Linked DNA regions of Homo sapiens: all the other regions are linked to region 1. A link is a contact called in ENCODE Hi-C or POLR2A ChIA-PET data. All regions are on one chromosome and are shown on one strand. The core of a region is the stretch at or near the end of the contact, and the rest is flanking DNA. Distances in the headings are between cores, read along the strand shown.

Evidence for each region. A loop is a pair of places that touch in the nucleus more often than their neighbours do. ChIA-PET counts read pairs that join two places held with the same protein, here RNA polymerase II (POLR2A). Pooled maps may share reads with other maps.
Region 2: a loop to region 1 is called in a pooled map, with 2.2 times the contacts of the local background. The contact joins the promoter of SFTPB here to the promoter of GGCX in region 1. A Hi-C loop is called at or near these places in 3 of 50 pooled maps.
Region 3: a loop to region 1 is called in a pooled map, with 2.5 times the contacts of the local background. The contact joins the enhancer-like site here to the promoter of GGCX in region 1. A Hi-C loop is called at or near these places in 1 of 168 maps with a recorded cell type or tissue (naive thymus-derived CD4-positive, alpha-beta T cell) and 10 of 50 pooled maps. POLR2A ChIA-PET finds 5 or more read pairs at or near these places in 9 of 52 experiments (B cell, CD4-positive, alpha-beta T cell, HepG2 and 5 more).
Region 4: a loop to region 1 is called in a pooled map, with 2.6 times the contacts of the local background. The contact joins the enhancer-like site here to the promoter of GGCX in region 1. A Hi-C loop is called at or near these places in 22 of 168 maps with a recorded cell type or tissue (B cell, CD4-positive, alpha-beta T cell, CD4-positive, alpha-beta memory T cell and 10 more), 23 of 37 single-sample maps with no recorded cell type and 29 of 50 pooled maps. POLR2A ChIA-PET finds 5 or more read pairs at or near these places in 40 of 52 experiments (AG04450, BJ, CD4-positive, alpha-beta T cell and 31 more).

What each region holds. Positions count from the first base shown.
Region 1 is chr2:85,560,126-85,562,980 of GRCh38, reverse strand. It overlaps GGCX (gamma-glutamyl carboxylase), which reads left to right and starts at 1,488. Exons shown (of 15, transcript NM_000821.7): 1 at 1,488-1,595; 2 at 1,996-2,166. The coding sequence starts at 1,553. RefSeq lists an enhancer at 1,285-1,514.
Region 2 is chr2:85,666,790-85,669,644 of GRCh38, reverse strand. It overlaps SFTPB (surfactant protein B), which reads left to right and starts at 1,446. Exons shown (of 11, transcript NM_000542.5): 1 at 1,446-1,528; 2 at 1,839-1,966; 3 at 2,468-2,539. The coding sequence starts at 1,462.
Region 3 is chr2:85,646,861-85,649,715 of GRCh38, reverse strand. It overlaps USP39 (ubiquitin specific peptidase 39), which reads right to left. Exons shown (of 13, transcript NM_006590.4): 12 at 1,700-1,786; 13 at 433-955. The coding sequence ends at 908. Among named protein-coding and RNA genes, the nearest start is that of SFTPB, 20 kb to the left of the region's middle. Within about 2 kb of position 1,440, at least 7 of the 41 ENCODE cell types and tissues checked have a DNase peak (open chromatin) inside an H3K27ac peak, as active enhancers do; they include B cell and PC-9, where a contact is called at or near this core.
Region 4 is chr2:85,627,364-85,630,218 of GRCh38, reverse strand. The region is part of intron 5 of USP39 (ubiquitin specific peptidase 39); the gene reads right to left. Among named protein-coding and RNA genes, the nearest start is that of USP39, 13 kb to the right of the region's middle. Within about 2 kb of position 1,403, at least 2 of the 41 ENCODE cell types and tissues checked have a DNase peak (open chromatin) inside an H3K27ac peak, as active enhancers do; they include B cell and GM12878, where a contact is called at or near this core.

The DNA of each region.
Region 1 (2,855 bases), core at 239-2,738:
TCGATCTCCTGACCTCGTGATCCACTCGCCTCGTCCTCCCAAAGTGCTGGGATTACAGGCGTGAGCCACCGCGCCCGGCCAAAAAAATTTCTAATACGGCAAATATTGAAAGATATAATCCACATAAACAAAGCTTTTAGGGTCTTCTATAATTTCTAACACTGTAAATGGTTCCCAAGACCCAACTGTTTGAGAACCGCTTCTCTGGGATGCCTTCTTCTTTTCCTGCTGGCTAATCCCAGTGGAGAGATTTAGGTATTTAATTCTGCTCCAGACTCACCTCTGAGAACCTTCCCTGATGGGCCACACTCTACTCACTGCCCTTGCTCTGTATCCCCTCTTCAGTTATGTTGTTCCTGTTTCCCTGGCTGCTTTTAATTTTCTTTCTTTCTTTTCTTCCCGCCTTTTCTTTTCTTTCTCTTTCTTTTTCGTTTTTTGTTTTTTGAGACGGAGTCTCACTCTGTCGCCCAGGCTGGAGTGCAGTAGCGCGATCTTGGCTCACTGCAACCTCCGCCTCCTAGGTTCAAGCGATTCTCCTGCCTCAGCCTCCCGAGTAGCTGGGATTACAGGCGCACGCCACCATGCCCGGATTATTTTTGTATTTTTAGTACAGACGGGGTTTCACCATGTTGGCCAGGCTGGTCTTTAACTCCTGACTTCAAGTGATCCGCCCGCCTTGGCCTCTCAAAGTGCTGGGATTACAGGCTTGCTGCCGCACCCGGCTTGTTTTTTTTTTTTTTTTTTTTTGAGACGGGGTCTCACTGTGTCCCCCAGGCTGGAGTGCAGTGGTGCGATCACAGCTCCCTGCAGCCTCGAACTACTGGGCTCAAGCGAACCTCCCACCTCAGCCTCCCGAGTAGCTGAAACCACAGGAGCGCGCCACGACACACAGCTAACTTTTTTTTTAGTGTTTTTTCTTTTTTTGTTGTTGCCTTTTTTTTTTTTCTTTATCGATCCTCCCGCATTGGCCTTCCAAACTGTTGGGATTACAAGCGAGAGCAGTGCCCGGCCCCTACTGCTTTGAAACCTCGGTTCTTTGCAGGTCCTGGAAAAGAAAGTGAAGGGGTCGTGCAATGGCTCAAAACCCAGGCAACATTTCCAGGCGCGTCCTCAACTCGGCGTCACTCTGACAAAAAGTTTGCCCTTTGCGCCCGATCCCTCACACCAGAGAGCACCGCAGGGACGCAGGGACGGAGAGGACTAATGGGGTCGGGGAGGACCCAAGGAAGTTGGGGAACTCAGACTCTTTTCAGTGTTTAAAAAGCAGAGGCCCCCTCGGAAGGCATAACAGGCGAGTCTAACAATGCCCCTGGAGATCAACGGCACTAAGGGGTACCTTTGCCCCGCTCCAAGGCTCCTTGTTCCGCCCCCTGCCGCCAAGCAAGGAATCCGGCGCCGCCGGTCGTGGGTAGTATTTACGACAGTGCTGGCGCTTTGCGGCCGGCCGCACAGCCGCTGACGCGTCGGGAGGCGGAGCCTAGGGAAGCAAATTCTCCTGGCGGCCTCCGTTCAGACGCGGCAGCTGTGACCCACCTGCCTCCTCCGCAGAGCAATGGCGGTGTCTGCCGGGTCCGCGCGGACCTCGCCCAGCTCAGGTAGGCTTAGGACCCCGCCCTCCGGCGGAGAGTTCCTAGGAGCGCTGGTCTCAGAGGGGCGGGGGCGGGAGGACGCCCAGTGTCTCCCGGTGAGGCGGGGGGGGGGTCCTCTGTGGGGAAGGGGGCGTGCTGTGAGACATTTGCAGCCTGCGGCTTCTGAATGATGATGACATTCGGGAACACTGCGGTTAGGGGACTGTAGTCTGAGGGGTTCTGGGACATTAGGGGATCGTGGAGAGGGGGCTGCACTGCAGGGATGTTTCCTATAGTCAGATCATTGAGGCAACCTCATTGAGCCGACCCGGGTGGGCGGAAGCTCTGAGCTGTTGGTGCAGTGATTTCTTTGATTTGAGGTGGAGCCCACCCCCGCACACATATTTTCTCCATTTATTGATTGCAGATAAAGTACAGAAAGACAAGGCTGAACTGATCTCAGGGCCCAGGCAGGACAGCCGAATAGGGAAACTCTTGGGTTTTGAGTGGACAGATTTGTCCAGTTGGCGGAGGCTGGTGACCCTGCTGAATCGACCAACGGACCCTGCAAGCTTAGCTGTCTTTCGTTTTCTTTTTGGTGAGTCCAGTTTATGGGTGGGAGCAATTTGGTTGAGAGTGGAGAATGACAATCTCTATTTTTTGGTTGCAAGTAGACTTAGCTCCCTTTTCCTCAGAGCTGAAGACATTGGTATAAAAGAAGAGGTCTTTGCGAAGTTTAGGATTAAACCTGCTTTGTCTCCTACAGTTAGGATTTACTTGGTGGCCAGAAATGCTTTTTTTTTTTTCCTTAGACGGACTTTCGCTCTTGTTGCCCAAGCTGGAGTGCAATGGCGCTATCTCGGCTCACTGTAACCTCCGCCACCCGGGTTAAAGCGATTCTCCTCCCTCAGTCTCCCGAGTAGCTGGGATTACAGGCGCCCACCACCACACCCGGCTAATTTTTTATTTTTTTTGTATGTGTGTTTTTAGTAGAGACGGGGTTTCACCATGTTGGCCAGGCTGGTCTCAAACTCCTGACCTCAGGTGATCCGCCTGCCTCGGCCTCCCAAAGTGCTGGGATTACAGGTGTGAGCCACCGTACCCAGCTAGAAATGCTATATGATATGTAGAGGCGAGGCAGCAGTGACCCATTTTGCTTGTGGCATGAAGTTGCCCAGAAGACTCAGAGAAACAGAGCAGGGGGCCACAGGGACCATACCTTTTGGCTGTGACTCCCTAATCAAGAGCTTCTTAACTGAGGCCGCAGCATGGTGTGCTTGGAATGGT
Region 2 (2,855 bases), core at 197-2,696, 110 kb before region 1:
TGAGGCCAACAGAAACTACATAAATCCTTGGGTAACCTTGAGTGTGGCATTAGCCACCTTGTATCTAATTCTTTTTTTTTTTTTTTTTTTGAGACAGAGTGTTACCTGGCCAACATGGTGTCAGGAGACTGCCCATCCCAGGGACCAGGAGCCAGGACACCCTCAGCTCAGTCACATGTTTAATGGCCACATGTTTAATGGCCTCACACTCCCATTCCAGAGTGCAGCGGTGCAATCATGGCTCACTGCAGCCGCGACCTGGTGGGCTCAAGCGATCCTCCTGCCCCAGCTTTCTGAGTAGCTGGGACCAGAGACATGCACCACCACACAAGGTTAATTTTTTAATTTTTTTGTAGTTATGGAGTCTTACTATATTGGCCAGGCTGGTCTCAAACTCCAGGGCTCAAAGGATCCTCCCTCCTCGGCCTCCCAAAGTGCCAGGATTACAGGAGTGAGCCACCACACCCAGCCCCATCTCTTTTCATCATGGTACTAATTCCTGCCCGTCCACCCACAAAAGCACTGTAGTGCTTCCCGAGTATAGAGGCCTGTGAGCCTCCACTAGGGAGAGGGCTCCTGCAGAGATCAGATAAATTGATCACAATGGCTGGGGTGGTGGCAATGTGCTAATGCTCTCTTTCTTCCACTCAAGATATCCTCTGTCTCCCTCAGCCTGTGAGCTTTTTCTCCAGTGTGCTCTGCCAGTGGGGGCCCTGCCTGAGAGCCCCTGCAGCTGCAGAGGACAGTTTCTTTCTGCTGAACCATCGCAGCTATGCCCCAGCCCCTACCCTGGAGGGGTCCCCAGGGGCCATGGGCAGCACCTCCTGTATAGGGCTGTCTGGGAGCCACTCCAGGGCCACAGAAATCTTGTCTCTGACTCAGGGTATTTTGTTTTCTGTTTTGTGTAAATGCTCTTCTGACTAATGCAAACCATGTGTCCATAGAACCAGAAGATTTTTCCAGGGGAAAAGGTAAGGAGGTGGTGAGAGTGTCCTGGGTCTGCCCTTCCAGGGCTTGCCCTGGGTTAAGAGCCAGGCAGGAAGCTCTCAAGAGCATTGCTCAAGAGTAGAGGGGGCCTGGGAGGCCCAGGGAGGGGATGGGAGGGGAACACCCAGGCTGCCCCCAACCAGATGCCCTCCACCCTCCTCAACCTCCCTCCCACGGCCTGGAGAGGTGGGACCAGGTATGGAGGCTTGAGAGCCCCTGGTTGGAGGAAGCCACAAGTCCAGGAACATGGGAGTCTGGGCAGGGGGCAAAGGAGGCAGGAACAGGCCATCAGCCAGGACAGGTGGTAAGGCAGGCAGGAGTGTTCCTGCTGGGAAAAGGTGGGATCAAGCACCTGGAGGGCTCTTCAGAGCAAAGACAAACACTGAGGTCGCTGCCACTCCTACAGAGCCCCCACGCCCCGCCCAGCTATAAGGGGCCATGCACCAAGCAGGGTACCCAGGCTGCAGAGGTGCCATGGCTGAGTCACACCTGCTGCAGTGGCTGCTGCTGCTGCTGCCCACGCTCTGTGGCCCAGGCACTGGTGAGTCTCCCCCAGCCTCCCCTCTCCTAGGCAGCTCCACCACTCACTGAGCACTGCTTTGTGCTAGGCATTAACCCAAGTCTGTCCTCATTTTAAAGACAAGGCAGCTGGGGTTCAGAGAGGGTTCAGAGCTTATCCAAGGTCACACAGCTGGCGGGTCCAGGAGCAGGTGGAACCCAGAGCTGTCTGACGTCCACATGTTTAATGGCCTCACACTCCCAGCAAAACTGGGTCTAGAGGGTGGGTGAAATCATGATGCCAGGTGTGTAGCCTGGATCCTGATTAAGGTTGCTCTGGCCCCAAACCACAGCTGCCTGGACCACCTCATCCTTGGCCTGTGCCCAGGGCCCTGAGTTCTGGTGCCAAAGCCTGGAGCAAGCATTGCAGTGCAGAGCCCTAGGGCATTGCCTACAGGAAGTCTGGGGACATGTGGGAGCCGTGAGTACCACCAAGGATGCATGGCAACTGGGGGTCTGAAATGAAGGGTGCTGGGTGGGCTCTGGATGGGCAGGAGGAGAGTGGAGCCCCCATAGGGGATGGATGAGATGAAATGGGATGAGATGAAATGAGATAGGATAAAATGGAATGGGATGGATGCGATGGGATACGATGACATAGAATAGATGGAGTCGGATGAATGGGATGGGATGGGATGGATGGGAGGGGAAGGGATAGGATAGGATGACATAGAATAAAGATGGATGGGATGGGATGGGATGGGATGGGATGACACAGAATAAAGATGGATGGATTGGGATGGATGAATAGAAGAGATGGATGGGATAAATTGATATGGATGAGATGGGACAAGTTGGGCTGGTGGGCAGCTGCATGTGCCTTGGAGTGCTCTGTTGGCCTCTTCCTAAGAGAACCTCCCCATTGGAGCTGGGAGCCTCCCCCACTCATGTGTCCTCCACCTTGGGGCCCCTCCCTCCCCAGGATGACCTATGCCAAGAGTGTGAGGACATCGTCCACATCCTTAACAAGATGGCCAAGGAGGCCATTTTCCAGGTAATGATGCCCAGATCCTGGATGAAGGTTGGGGCCCAAGAGATGAGGGACAGAGCAGGGAAGAGCTGAGCCCCCTAAAGGGGCCATTTCCAGGCTGAGGAGGAGGCCTGGGTGCCTGGGAAGTCCCAGCTCCTCCTGGCTGGGAGCAGGTCATGGCCCTGAGCTCAATAGCACAGCCAGAGATGGTCTTCCCTGAGGGGAAGGGCCCCTACATGTGCCCAACTACTTAACTCCTTGGCACTCGTGAACTCCAGCACCCTGGGGGATTAGGGGTCAGTCTGCCCTGGTGGGGCCTTGTGTCCAGGGACTTGGGCGG
Region 3 (2,855 bases), core at 191-2,690, 87 kb before region 1:
CCACCCTTCTTCTAGGCTGCTAGAGCCCACGACTGAGCTTGATGGGAGCCATTTCTGCTGAATTGTCTGACGGAATCTTTGCCCTGGGGCTCCACACTGGACTGGCTGAGACCACCTCAGAATTGCACTGTAGTGAGAAGCGCTTCCTATTTCCTTTTTTTCCTCTTCCCTTACTCATTCCTGCACTGCAGCTGGAAACTGCCCACCTCTGGCCCTCTAGTTAAGCACAATAATAATGTATCCCCTTGACTCAGGTATTTTTTTACTTAGAAACAAATGCATCCTAACTGACACACCACCCACAAGCTGACAGGAAAGGGCGAGCGTGATGTGCACCAGATGTCAGACTGTAGGGTAGAGAGTTTGTGAAGATTAAAAAGGAAAATATTTTCCTCAGCCAACCACCAAAGGAAAAGATATAAAACAAGAGGCTGGTTTAAAAACAGGAGACTATTTAATCCATCTAAAAATACAAATCAGGAAATGGGGGGAACCATAGGAAAATCCTCCACCTCTAACAGAGCGAAGTTACTGGCTTTCTGCTTGCTCCAAGAATCCCAAGGCTTGATGTTTGGAAGGAATTATCTGTTCTTCAACTACTCCCAGATACTCAAGACATAAGTTACACACATCTGGAGAAGGGTTCTGCCCTGCTGAAGCTAGATGGGAGCTCAATGCATGGGAGAAAGGAGCATCAATCTAGAAAAAAATGATCAAAGAACAGCTGAGTGACAGTGTGGGGCCATCCCAGGCAAGTGGGCTCTTGGTGCTCTGGTGTAGCCAGAACCCATACAAGCTGGGCTGGCCTAGGAAGCCCACCAGCCAGCCTGTGTTCAGCTACAGCTTCTGTGTTCTTATTTACCATCATCAGCCACAGCCCTTGGGAGCAAAGCCCTAGACGCCTCCTTCAAGCCCCCTGCTGGTTGGTTTCATCATTATCTCGCCTCTTCCAAATCTGTAAGAAATGAAAACACAAACTGAAGTCTAGGAGGCATTCAGTCAACAGACACTTATCAAATACCTATTCTGTGCCAGGCCATGGACAACTTGTCACCCCATTTACAAATCTGCTATACCCCATTTGGAAATCTGCTACAGTGGCTACAGCCACTGAGGAGAAAAAAGTTATCTCTAGAAGGAGAGGTATCACTTTCTTCTTACAAAGCTATGGCTTTTGTCTCAATCTTCCTTCTTTTGCCAGGTACTAGGGCAGTTACATAAAGAGAAGACAGAGATGCTCTGTGCTCCATGGGTCAATCCAATGGAGAGGACAGACAGGCAAAGCGATATGGCCGGCACTAAAACAAACGTCAAGTAGAAAGCGCTGTGGGGTCACAAAGCTGCCTGGGGCTCTGGGGAGCACTTCGTGGTCGACTTCTAGCCAGCCTCCCTGATGAGTCTAGGTTCTTCCTCCTCGAAACCAGACCGCACACTTCTGCAAAACTAACCTGGCCATAATCGCAACTTTCTTTGCTCACTCATACATTTTCTACACTTCCTTATACTTCTTTTCTGAAAATCTCTGCTTGACTTTCAGGGCCATACATTCTGCCCCCAACTCACTACTAAGTACTTCCCAATAGGTACCTGGCCCTCCAACCAAGGTCCTAACTCTATCCCTCTTCCTGCCTTGGCCCACTCCTCTCACTGGCCCCATACGCCACCTATTTGTGGCTCACTAAGCCTGTGGCCAACCCACCTGAATGTAAGCCTCTGACAGTGTGATCATCTGGGGAAGGATGTCAGTCACCTGGAGGTCTTGTAATTCATACCATTTGCCTGTCCCCTGCAGAAAGTATGAAGAGCTGGGTTAGTCTGCTCTCTAAAACCAAAAGGGTGTAGAAGGAAAGGATCATAGCCAAGACTAGAAAAATTAGAAGAACAGCCACTAGACATCATCCAGCAACAGTCATAAAGAAGAGGGTACATGACTTCTTCTGGCCATGATTCAATTAATAGGACTTTTGGTGTGTCAATCATGGCAAACTCAATTCCTGTTGGGAATTTTTTTAAAGCACTGTTTTTTGTTTGTTGTTTTTTTGTTTTTTTTTTTTTTTGAGACAGGGTCTCACTCTGTCACCCAGGCTGGACTACAGTGGTGTAATCACAGCTCACTGCAGCCTTGACCCTCTGGATTCAAGCGATCCTCCCCTCAGCCTCCCAGGTAGCTGGAACTACAGGTGTGTGCCACTAAAACTGGCTAATTTTTTTTTTAATAGCAATGGGGTCCCACTGTGTTGCCCAGGCTAACTCCTGGTCTCAAAAGATCCTCCCGCCTCAGCCTCCTAAAGTGCTAGGATTATGGGTATGAGCCACTGCGCCTGGCCCCTTGAAGTACAATGGAGTCTGAAACACTTCTGTACATCTTTTTAAAAGGAATTTAGTGGACACTAAAGATGAGAAAAGAGGAAGCCATCTAATCATCACCTATGATGTCTCCTTCCTGCTCAGAAATGACAGACTAGACATTCTCACTTATGAGGTACACAGTGTCAACCACTGAGAGAACCTAAATATGGACATTCCTGGCTGGGCACAGGGGCTTACGCCTGTAATCCCAGCATTTTGGGAGGCCGAGGTGGGCAGATCACTTGAGGTAAGGAGTTTGAGACCAGCCTGGCCAACACAGTAAAACCCCGTCTCTACCAAAAATACAAAAATTAGCCAGGCCTGGTGGCAGGTGCCTGTAGGTCCCAGCTACTTGGGAGGCTGAGGCAGGAGAATCACTTGAACCCAGGAGGTGGAGGTTGCAGTGAGCCAAGATCATGCCACTGCATTCCATCCTGGGTGATAGGGTGAGACTCTGTCTTAAAAAAAAAAAAAAAAAAAAAAGCAACAGGTCATCAAGAAAAGGT
Region 4 (2,855 bases), core at 154-2,653, 67 kb before region 1:
ACCATATAATTGTACATAAAAGTAAATATAGGGAGCTGTGAGGACGCAAAGGTGTAAGAACAATACAATGATCTTTGGGGACTTGGGGGAAAGAGTGTGGGGGGTGGTGAGGGATAAAAGACTACACACTGGGTACAGTATACACTGCTTGGGTGATGGGTGACCAAAATCTCAGAAATCACCACTAAAGAACTTATTCATGTAACCAAAAACCACCTGTTCCCCAAAAACCTACTGAAATTTTTTTTTTATTTTTGGAGACCGAGTCTTGCTCCATCCCCCAGGCTGGAGTGCAGTGGCACGATCTTGGCTCACTGCAACCTCTGCCTCCAGGGTTCAAGCAATTCTCATGCCTAAGCCACCATGCCCAGCCAAAATTTTTTTTAAAAAGTAAATATACTCTGTTATGACGGAAAATGGTCGGCCAGGCGAGGTGGCTCATGCCTGTAATCCCAGCACTTTGGGAGGCCAAGGTGGGAGGATCACCTGAGGTCAGGAGTTCAAGACCAGCCTGGCCAACATGGTGAAACCCCGTCTCTACTAAAAATACAAAAATTAGCAGGGCATGGTGGCACGCGCCTGTAATCCCAGCTACTCAGGAGGCTGAGGCAGAAGAATCACTTGAACCCGGGAGGCGGAGGTTGCAGTGAGCCAAGATGGCACCACTGCACTCCAGCCTAGACAACAAGAGCAAAACTCCGTCTCAAAAAAAAAAAAAAGAGAAAGAGAAAATGGTCAAAAGGTTTAGGACAATAAAAACAAATTGTATCTCATTAAGCAGAAAGATAAAAACTAGCCGTATTAATTTCAGGAAGAAACACAGGCTCATCAGCCTGAGCTACAAAACTGGGAGGAGGGGTCTAGGCGCGATGGTTCACGTCTATAATCCCAGCACTTTGGGAGGCCAAGGTGGGCGGATCACTTGAGGTCAGGAGTCCAAGACCTGCCAGGCCAACATGGTGAAACCGTCTCTACTAAAAATACAAAATTAGCTGGGTGTGGTGGTGAGTGCCTGTAATTCCAGCTTCTCGGGAGGCTGAGGCAGGAGAATCACTTAGACCCGGGAGGCAGAGGTTGCAGCGAGCCAAGATCGCGCCATTGCACTCCAGCCTAGGCAAAAAGAGCAAAATTCCATCTCAAAAAAACAAAACAAAACGAAACTGGGAGGAAGAGGACCAAAGACACCCTAAATAAAAATGCAGTATCCCCACAGGTCCTTCCCGACCAGCACTGTGCTTACCATGAACACATTTCTTTCTTAAACAAGGTCATCCATTCAGGGAGTCAGCTAGAAGGGTTTCTGCTAAATGTAATAACCCAGGCACCTCTAAGGAAGACAACTCAGAACACAGAGAGCACTTTAACCACAGAGGGGATTAGGAAAGCCCCGACAAGCTAAGCTCAGCTAAAGAAACAAGGACTTCCTGTTTGTAGAATAATTACTAAAAAGAGAGATTTACTCTCAAAACAAGAGGATGGACAAAGTTTATCCTAATTCTCAGTTGTCTATCTTGTGGAGAAAAGGTTGCACTCTGGCCTCAGCAACAATATAAATAATATTGGTCATCCTCAGAGAAGAATTATCCACCCTCCAGATGGATGATCTGGTCCAGTCAACCCTATTTTAGTGGAAACATCATCACACAGGGTTTGTTAATCCATTTATTTTTATAAAGAGAACTTCCTATGCGATCTAAAATTCATCAGAAAGCCAAGACTAACAGCTCTGACCAAATCCAAATTCTATCTGTCCATCCTATAATGGTTTTCACTCGGCAGGGCGCGGTGGCTCACACCTGTAATCCCAGTACTTTGGGAGGCCGAGGCGAGCAGATCACGAAGTCAGGAGATCGAGACCATCCTGGCTAACACAATGAAACCCCGTCTCTACTAAAAATACAAAAAATTAGCTAGGCATGGTGGCACGCACCTGTAGTCCCAGCTACTCGGGAGGCTGAGGCAGGAGAATCGCTTGAACCTGGGAGGCAGAGGTTGCAGTGAGCTGAGATTGTGACACTGCATTCCAGCCTGGGTGACAGAGCGAGACTCCATCTCAAAAAAAAATCAGTTTTCACGCAGCCATGAGAGGATTTAAGAGGAACGATCTGATGAAAAGTCTCTCTACTTAAGAATTTGACCTTTCCAGAGACTAGGCATGACACCAAGAGCAGACACTGAATGTAAAAAATATGCCTTTACAGTTTTTTGTCCAATTCTTCATGGCAAAAATATCACTTAAAAAATTTAAAGGCCAAATAAGAACTAGCAGAAAACATGTGCAACATATGCAACAGAAAAGGGAAGAACTTTATCATATATTTCTTAAAGCTCAGTAAGACGAACCAATAGGAAAGGAGTCTGTAAGGCCCAATAACTCAAGAAAAAAATACAAATAATTAACTTTAGAAGTGATCCAAGGCTAGGTGCAGTGGCTCACACCTGTAATGCCTGCACTTTTCAAAGTCCTCAAACTTCTCCAACAGCCTCGAACTCCTGGGCTGAAGGGATCCTCCCACCTCAGCCTCCCAAACAGCTAGGACCACAGGCATGCATGCACCACTGTGCCCAGCTAATTTTTTTTTTTTTTTTTAAATAGAGACAGGGTCTCGCTATGTTGCCAGGCTGATTTCAAACTACTGGCCTCAAGGGACCCTGCCACCTTGGCCTCCCAAAGTGCTGGGATTAGAGGCATGAGCCACCATGCCCAGCCCCTTACAATTTATACATGTTTTCCCCAATAAGCCTGTGTTTATGATTTTTTAATCATTTTCTTGGTGAAGTAGGATTATTGTTTTCTTATTATACTTACCAACATTTAAAAATTGGCTGGGCATGGTGGCTCACACCTGTAATCC